Regions from separate parts of the Homo sapiens genome. Here region 1 is linked to region 2. A link is a loop called in an ENCODE intact Hi-C map of the cell type or tissue named here. Cell type or tissue: IMR-90. All regions are shown on one strand. Links, peaks and the distances in the headings refer to the core of each region. The heading gives the core; the rest is flanking DNA.

What was found. Hi-C counts contacts between places; a loop is a spot of excess contacts. Peaks named below come from ENCODE experiments on the same cell type or tissue, not always from the same donor. Only the 100,000 strongest peaks of a DNase experiment are listed, where the experiment ranks them.
Region 1: a loop joins it to region 2, with 4 times the contacts of the local background. A loop is called at or near these places in 1 of 110 quality-filtered maps.

The regions. Positions count from the first base shown.
Region 1 is chr2:172,781,091-172,785,487 of GRCh38, reverse strand. All of the region lies in intron 1 of RAPGEF4 (Rap guanine nucleotide exchange factor 4), which reads right to left. Among named protein-coding and RNA genes, the nearest start is that of RAPGEF4-AS1, 47 kb to the right of the region's middle. In IMR-90, for the core only: a CTCF peak has its summit at 2,026 (motif pointing right); a DNase peak (open chromatin) is centred at 2,337; H3K27ac peaks cover 1,019 bases.
Region 2 is chr2:172,591,368-172,595,764 of GRCh38, reverse strand. PDK1 (pyruvate dehydrogenase kinase 1) reads right to left here. Exons shown (of 11, transcript NM_002610.5): 10 at 2,717-2,830. Among named protein-coding and RNA genes, the nearest start is that of PDK1-AS1, 37 kb to the right of the region's middle. RefSeq lists a silencer at 3,620-3,827. In IMR-90, for the core only: a CTCF peak has its summit at 1,883 (motif pointing left); no DNase peak of the experiment used is centred there.

The DNA.
Region 1 (4,397 bases), core at 67-4,066, 190 kb before region 2:
CAAATCTGAGATAATGCATGTGAGCTTTATCAATTATAAAAGGCTACAGAAGGTATTTCTAGTACCACCGTCGTCATCATCATTATTAGCCACCAAGACATTTTTTAAAAAGTATCTCAAGAAAGCAATAAGTAAAGTGCTTAAAAACATATACTAAAATTTTTCCATGCCTTTTAGAGGTTTTATGGATAGGTGTGCATTGTGTTTTTTCTCTATAACAACAGTTAAGATCTTAAATACTATGTACTCTACAATCTCAATCTTTTTATAACACTATTAGCTTTTCAAAGGGCCTTGACACTTACTGAAAATTTTGATCATTGCAGCCCTGTTAGATAAAACAGGTATTAAGAATTCCATTTTGGCTGGGAACAGTGGCTCACGCCTGTAATCCCAGCATTTTGGGAAGCCAAGGCGGGCAGATCACCTGAGGTCAAGAGTTCAAGACCAGCCTGACCAACATGGCAAAACCCCATCTCTACTAAAAATACAAAATTAGCCGGGTGTGGTGGCACATGCCTGTAATCCCAGCTACTCGGGAGGCTGAGGCAGGAGAAACACTTGAACCCGGGAGGTGGAGGTTGTGGTGAGCTGAGGTTGCACCATTGCACTCCAGCCTGGGCAACAAGAGCAAAACTCCGTCACAAAAAAAAAAAAAATAGAATCTCATTTTACACACATTTAGACACAGAAGTTAGGTGACTATTAGTATGCTAAAATCATGTATTTATAATGTCAGTGATGACATGGATATAGCAAAAGTCTTTGAAACTCAAGATGTTTACCACTTATGTTATTATTTTAATTATATGATTATTAACCACTTAGAATACTGAAATGTTTACTCTTTCCTAATTACAAGTTTTTCCAACAATGTCAACAAAATTCAGAAAGGTGTTGAAAATGCACTCAATCTGCAAGTATTTACTGAGTATGAAGACTATACTTTCAGGGATCTTTTTTTTTTTTTTTTTAAGAGTTTCGCTCTGTTGCCCAGGCTGGAGTGCAGTGGCACGATCTCGGCGCACTGCAAGCTCTGCTTCCTGGGTTCAAGCCATTCTCCTGCCTCAGCCTCCTGAGTAGCTGGGACTACAGGGGCCTGCCACCATGCCCGGCTAATTTTTTGTATTTTTAGTGGAGATGGGGTTTCAATGTGTTAGCCAAGATGGTCTCGATCTCCAGACCTCATGATCCGCCTGCCTCAGCTTCCCAAAGTGCTGGGATTACAGGCGTGAGCCACCGCTCCAGGCTCAGGAATCATTTCTATAGTTCGTTACTGAGTATCATCTGTATGACAGGCGAATAAAGTACTCGGGTGATATAAAGATCATGGTCCCTGCACACACAAAGTTAAAAATGGGTAAGAGAGATACAGAGATACGTACATCTACAGCAAGTATCAAGGTGAAATGTGGTAAGTAGCACAATGGAAATGGGAAAGAAGAGAATGGGAATCCAGGAGAGAAAGAGACTTCACGTACAGATGAAATTTCTAAAAAGACTTCATGAAGGCATTACTGTAAAATCTCCTTAAACTCAGTTTCTTCTCATTTCTTTTTTTATGACTACAGCACCAACATTGTTTGGTCATTTCATCCGAAAACTTTGGTGCATCACTGTGGCCCCTCTCCCTAGAGATCTGCTCTCCTAACTCCTCTCCCTGTGAGTTTCCTACTCACACACCCACTCCCACCACACACACACACACACACTCACACATACACACAAGCACATACACACACACAGATACCCATATACATACCCACATAAACATGCCTACAGAGATACATACATACACACACGCAAGCACCTCCTCAAGGCAATCAACTGCCCAAGTTCTCTCTCGGCTGAGGCTCTTGACTTTGTCAGTATTCAGGGTGACTCTCAGAAAAAAACCCCTTTGAAGGAGCCTGAGATCCCAGGGACCATTGCAGTTTTTCACTCACAGCTGAGATTGATCATCAGTCAGACAGGGCACACCAAGACCCCTGTGATCCTTTGGAAACATGGCCTGCACAGCCGCCACTAGGGAGCAGAGCACGTGGAGTCTGTGAATTCCTGGCATAATGCCTCCTTGTTTAGCAGTCATACCCGCTTGCTTTTATGTCTCTGTGAAAGAATGAAGAGGAAACTGCTCCCTCAAGATCCCAAATGAGATAAGAAAGTTGTGACTGGAGGTCACTGCAGACCACAATTTTGCCCTTAAGCAAAGCAATAAAAAGGTCCAAATACTTCCACCTCCCCGACCACTCTGTCCTCACTCTGTCCTCGGCCGATGGATGAATAAGATGCCACATCTGAGGCTCAGGGCTATTCAGAGAGTTGAAAAACCCCATCATTAGGCAGAGGGCCAGACCAGGCCTGCTAATATCTAAAGAATGTTTAGCCCTGCATTTGTAAGTGAAGAGAGAGAGGAAAATTTTTTGAACAGATCTACAGTGTTGCAATTTGTCTTGTTACAATTAAAATGCAATGTGAAATCGAAGTACAGCCTTGTCCAATTTTAACAGCCCCTTTTCAAAAACCTCTGACTGTTCCTGAGCATCTAACCTCAGTAGAGGATCATCAGGCTTGGCAAAGGCTCTCCACCACACACCCTCAGCCTCAGGTCACCAGACCCCAGCCAAACGGGGATGCTTATTGGATCCCAAACAGCACATAAAATAGAAGTCTACCATAATTGTCCCTCTGAAATACACTTGCCCTACTAGCATTAAGTTAAAAAATAATTTCATTTGGCTCCTTAAAATTTAGAACAACTTCTGGGATGACTCAGATAACCGAGGCTTCTTTAAAATGCTTTCCGGATGGGTTTCAACTGATGGCTTTTTTTCCTCTGTGTAATTTTCACCATAGTAAGCAAAGGCTCTCAAAAATCATTTCGTAGTACTTAGTGCTACACTCAAATTTGAGATGACTCTGTTAAAAAATTGCCACTGTTGCCCCTAAATAGTAGGAGAGCCCACGGAGGGCTTTGGGTTGAAAGAGTTAGAGAAGGGGACTCTCTTGAGTCAGGTCCTTCTGACAGTCTTCTCTTAGCTCTCTCTATTCCTGGGTAACTAGAGGGAGACCCTTCGAAGAGAAAGAACATGGAAAAAAGGAAGCACACTGAGCATGGCGGGAGGGGAAGCGACTAAGAACTTTACCTGGAACAGTGATTCTCTGCCTTTTATCCCTCCCAGCCCACCTAAGGCACAGCATGCACAGCCAGGACTAGCAACACATGGAACACATTTTTAACAGGGAAGGTTTGACAAAGACTTTCTCCAACTGAATCAGCTGGTTAGGAAGCTCTAGCTTTAAGAAAGAAGTAGTTTATGAGTTAATGATGAGTTTATGAGTTATTTATTAGTTATTTGTATATCTTATCCCAGCTATTCATGGAACACCCCTTGCATCTTGCCACCTCCCCAGGTGTTCACCAGTACCTGCTGCTGGTGCCCACCCTGGTGACAACTTGAAGAACCCACAGAATAAGTAGGTGAAGGTGTGAAGTCGGGGACTTGAATTTAGAGGAGTACAGCTGGCCCTCCATATCTGTGGGTTCTGCGTCTGAAGAATCAACCAACCACAAATTGAAAATATTTTGAATAAATAAATAAAAAACAATACAATACAAAATAGTACAAATTTTAAAACTACACTGTATAACAACTATTTGCATCCTGTTTACATTGTATTAAGTAATCTACAGAGGGTATGTGTAGGTTATATATTAGGTGTTGTATTAGGTTGTGTGTGTGTGTAGGTAGGTAGGTTATGTAACACAAATACTACACCATTTTATATCAGGGTCTCGAGCGTCTGCAGATTTTGGTATCCAAGCGGGGTCCTGGAACAAATCCTCCCATGGGTACCCCAGGACGACTGTACATAAATGCAGCATTGGAAATTTAAGAATGTTTATCAGAAGTCCTGTTGTTGGCATGGTGGCTCATACCTGTAATTCCAGTACTTTGGGAGGCCAAGGCAGGAAGATCGCTTGAGGCCAGGAGTTAGAGACCAGCCTGGCCAATAAAGCAAGACCTCATCTCTGCTAAAAATTAAAACTCCTAGGTTCAAATGATCCACCCTCCTTGGCCTCCCAAAGTGCTGGGATTACAGGTGTGAGTCACCACACCCTGCCCTCGTGAGCCACCATGCCTGGCCCTTCCCTGTCTTATTCTTCTGACTGAAGTGTCTGTTTCTGGCTTCTGGCTGGAGGCTACACTTCCCAGCCTGCCAGAAGGGCCACCTAGCAGGCTACAACTCTTTTTGAGAAGTAAAATTTTCCTTTCTAAATTTATGAATATTGTTATTCTTCAGTTGACACTTCCTTTGAATAAAGTCTGCCTTACCATCAATAACAAAAATTATTGTTAAATAACTTTTATTTAACAATACTATATTCAAATAGT
Region 2 (4,397 bases), core at 73-4,072:
TAGACAATGGCAAAAAGGTTACGACAAATTAAATAATATTCTATTAGTATCTTATTAATCCTTATACCACCTAAATATACTTTTAAATGGTATGTATATTTGAAACGTGTTATTTATGAAATCTATGGCACTGACTGATGTGCAGGTTGACTGAGTTTGTTGCTTACAGTAATTCCCCAGCCATCCTGGAAGCTGCTGGACTGAAATTTTACACAAAACATGACCCAGATCAGAGTTGGCTAACTGAAGAAGTTGGTTAAATGTAAAAGCATACAAATCGATATATGTATCTTAATAGATGCACATAAATTTAATGAACTCTATTTTAATTATTTACTAGAAGAAATAGTGTTTTTTTCAGCATAGTCACTGTGCTTTAAAAAAAACTCATCACAAGCCAGGCACGGTGGCTTATGCCTATAATCCCAGTGCTTTGGGAGGCTTACACAGGAAGATTGCTTGAGCTCAGGAGTTGGAGACCAGCCTGGGCAACATAGCAAGATCCTGTCTCTACAAAAAATAAAAATATCAGCTGGACATGGTGGCACATGGGTGTAGTCCTAACTACTTGGGAGACTGAGAGAGGAGGATCACTTGAAGCCCAGGGGTTCAAGGCTGTAGTGAATTATGATTGTACCACTGCACTCCGGCCTGGCAACAAAGCAAGATATTGACTCTATAAATACATAAAAATTTAAAAACTCATTATAACATTATTAATAAATAGAAATCTATGTCTAAGGCATCTTAGCTTTTTCGTGAACATTTATTGGCCCTGGGTTTGAATCTGTGTCTTCTCCGGCCTCCAATTTCAGTCACTGTGCACAAGATTTCTGCATCATGCATGATTTCAGTTTTCCATATATTATTACCAGTAATTCTCCATTGTATTTCAGCTTCCTATAAGTCACTGGAACCTGAGATAAACTACATTTCTAGTTATCTTCTTCAAGTTAGGATTTTTCAGTAGTATTTCCATCCCAGGCCAAAGGCATTTCCTAAGATGCAGAACACCCTGAACAAGAAAATCTCATTCTGATAATGCTAAAGTCTTTGATGTTGACAATTTTAATGATTCTCTAAGACTTCTTATCTTCTATTTTCCCTAAGGTAGAACAAAAAACCTTTCACCTCCATATTTCTCTAAATATTCCAGAATTTCTTGATCTACAGGCTAGATCAAGCTTGTCCAATCCACAGCCCACAGGCTGCATGCGGCCCAGGATGGCTTTGAATGAAGCTCAACACATTTGTAAACTTTCTTAAAACATTATGAGATTTTTTTTTGTGCAATCTTTTTTAAGCTCATCAGCTATCATTAGTGTATTTTATGTGTGGCACAAGACAGCTGTTCTTCCACTGTGGCCCAGGGAAGCCATAAGATTGGACACTCCTGGGCTAGATCAAAATGTTACATTTTGTCATAAAAACATTGCACTAGGCCAGGTGTGGTGGCTCATGCCTGTAATCCCAGCACTTTGGGAGGCCAAGGCAAGCGGATCACCTGAGGTCAGGAGTTCGAGATCAGCCTAGCCAGCGTGGTCAAACCCCATCTCTACTAAAAATACAAAATTAGTCAGGCGCCTGTAATCCCAGCTATTCGGAAGGCTGAGGCAGGAGAACAGCTTGAACCCGGGAGGCGGAGGTTGCAGTGAGCCGAGATCATGCCATTGCACTCCAGCTTACGTGACACAGAGCAAGACTCCGTCTCAAAAAAAAAAAAAAAAGAAAAACATTGCATTGATGTTGCCCTTTTCCCTCGCAATTGACATGGTTAAAAAAACAAAAAATACCATCTAGAAAGAATTTAGTCTTTTCAGATATTTTTTCCAATATAAATTCTTCAACATTTCCTATAAAATAGATGCCATCTAGTGGCCAGAACAAGAAACTAGAGTCACTAAATCAGGCATAAACAGCCACCAGTTAGCCGAAGAAGGGGAATGATGGAACCTAGTGTTTTTCCACCATGTAAAATGTGTGGAACCCTCCTTAATGCATTGAACACTCCAGGCAAGCAGACTAAGTGCTTCTGTGTCCATTAGGTAAGCTATATGCTTACCAAGAGTCACTTGTGCTTGTTCCCAAATCTGTTTGTACAATTCTGTCATGATAATTACAAAATTTATTACATAAGCAAAGAATAAAAAGGGGAATGTTTCCTTGAAAACTAAGATGAATGTTTTGGAAAGACTCATGAAGGAAAGTCACATAAAACTTGCTGTCAAATCAGTCAGGAGGTATCTGTAAAGGACTGCATAAAAGTCCAAAAAGAGTATGCACTTGTTGGTTTAAAGAAACTAAAATGATGCACTGTCAGTACAGCTTTTGCAAAAAAGACAATGTGACACTCCAATCTGCAGACCCATATACAAAAAAAAAGCCTTGGCAGTACATCAAAAGTTTGGCGTTATCAATGTCCATTCATGTGTTTTATGTTAAAATTAAACTTGTATGATATATAACTTATGATTCTCTACTTTAACCCAATTTTTTTCCTATTAATAGACAGAGTCCTAATCACTCCAGGATACAAATCTCTTTCCCCATAGTTTTAGGGGATCATCTATCAAAATGGGTGAGATCCCCAGCAAAAAACCATAGTTTTTTTCTATTTAAACAGCATGTGGTAGAGTTAAATTTCATTACAGTTAAGTATGGACATCTGTTCTTATCATCAAAAGAAATATTAAATCAAGAAGACTACAGCTATTACCTTAATGTAGATAACTGCATCTGTCCCGTAACCCTCTAGGGAATACAGCTTCAGGTCTCCTTGGAAGTATTGTGCGTAAAGACGTGATATGGGCAATCCATAACCAAAACCAGCCTGTTTGATGAGAAAAACAAAATTCTATTCAGAAAGACACACACTGAAATACTTTTCTAATTAAGATAGATGCCATTGAGTACCACGGGGCTATCAGAGCCCGCATCTGAGAGATGCATTATATTTAATATAATTAATATTTAAGCATTGACAATGATTAAGCTGAGGTTTACTTGAGTACTGTATCAGCTGACTTCCCTCTGGTCATTTAAAACTCTTTATTCTTTCTATAAAATGACTTGTGGTTGGTCTCGAAAAAGCATATTGCTTTTCCTTGCTGGCCTGCTCGGTCGTATTGTGTCTGGAATTGGTTCCTTCCAGTGGGTTCTTGGTCTGCGGACTTCTCCAGGAGAGGGGAGAAGAGCAGCATAAGCAGCTGGCAGAGGCAGGGAAAGACCAGCAGAAAGGAAAGAGAGAAAGAGACAGAAAGTCAGAGAGAGAGACAGAGGAAGAGAGAGACAAAGAGGGAGTCAGAGAGAAAGAAAGAAAGAGACAAAGTCAGAGACAGAGAGAGGAAGAGACAGGGACAAAGAGGGAGTCAGAGAGAGAGAGAAAGAGAGACACAAAAAGTCAGAGAGAGGAAGAGACAAAGAGGAGTCAGAAAGAGAGAGGCAAAGAAGTCAAAGAGAAAGAGAGATAGAAGTAGTAAAGAAAAAACAGTGTACCCTATTCCTTCAAAAGCCAGGGTAAATTTAAAACCTATAACTGATAATTGAAGGTCTTCTCTGTAACCCTATAACACTCCAATACCACCTTGTTGTCAGTGTAAACAAGGGCATAGCCCGGAAGCACTGAGACCACTGACAACCCGTAGCTTTCCTATCAAAAATCCTTAACCCAGCAGGTTTCCTAACAGGGGATCTAAATCTGAAGGTCCGACCAGACACAGGAGGAACTCCCTTCAGGACAGGACAATAGATGTTTCCTCCCAGGCGATTAAGGGAAAAAGACACAATGGGTACTCAGTAAGTAATAAGGAAACTATTGTAGAAGCAGAGTTAGGAAAATTGCCTAATAATTGGTCTGCTCAAATATGCGAGCTGTTTGCACTCAGCCAAACCTTAAAGTACTTACAGAATCAGGAAGGAGCCATCTATACCAATTTTAAGTTAATATGGACTGAACGAGGTCTTATTAATAGCAAGGAATAATTGAAATTCCAAACTTACAAGGTTTTCAACAAAAGTAAAGTTTGCTAAAAGTTAACAGTGTAACATTTATTATCTTAACTTCTAATCTTATGGAAATCAGACCCTATCAGTGCCCCTCAAAGCTCAAGTCCATCAGCGCAGGGCCATACAACTAATACCCCTACTTACAGAGTTAGAAATGGCCACTGCTACAGGAACCGGAACAGCCAGTTTATCTACTTCATTATCCTACTACCAAACACTCTCAAAGGATTTCTTAGACAGTTTGCAAGAAATAACGAAATCTATCCTTACTCTACAATCCCAAATAGACTCTTTGGCAGCAGTGACTCTCCAAAACCGCCAAGGCCTAAACCTCCTCACTGCTGAGAATGGAGGACTCTGCACCTTCTTAGGAGAAGAATGTTGTTTTTACA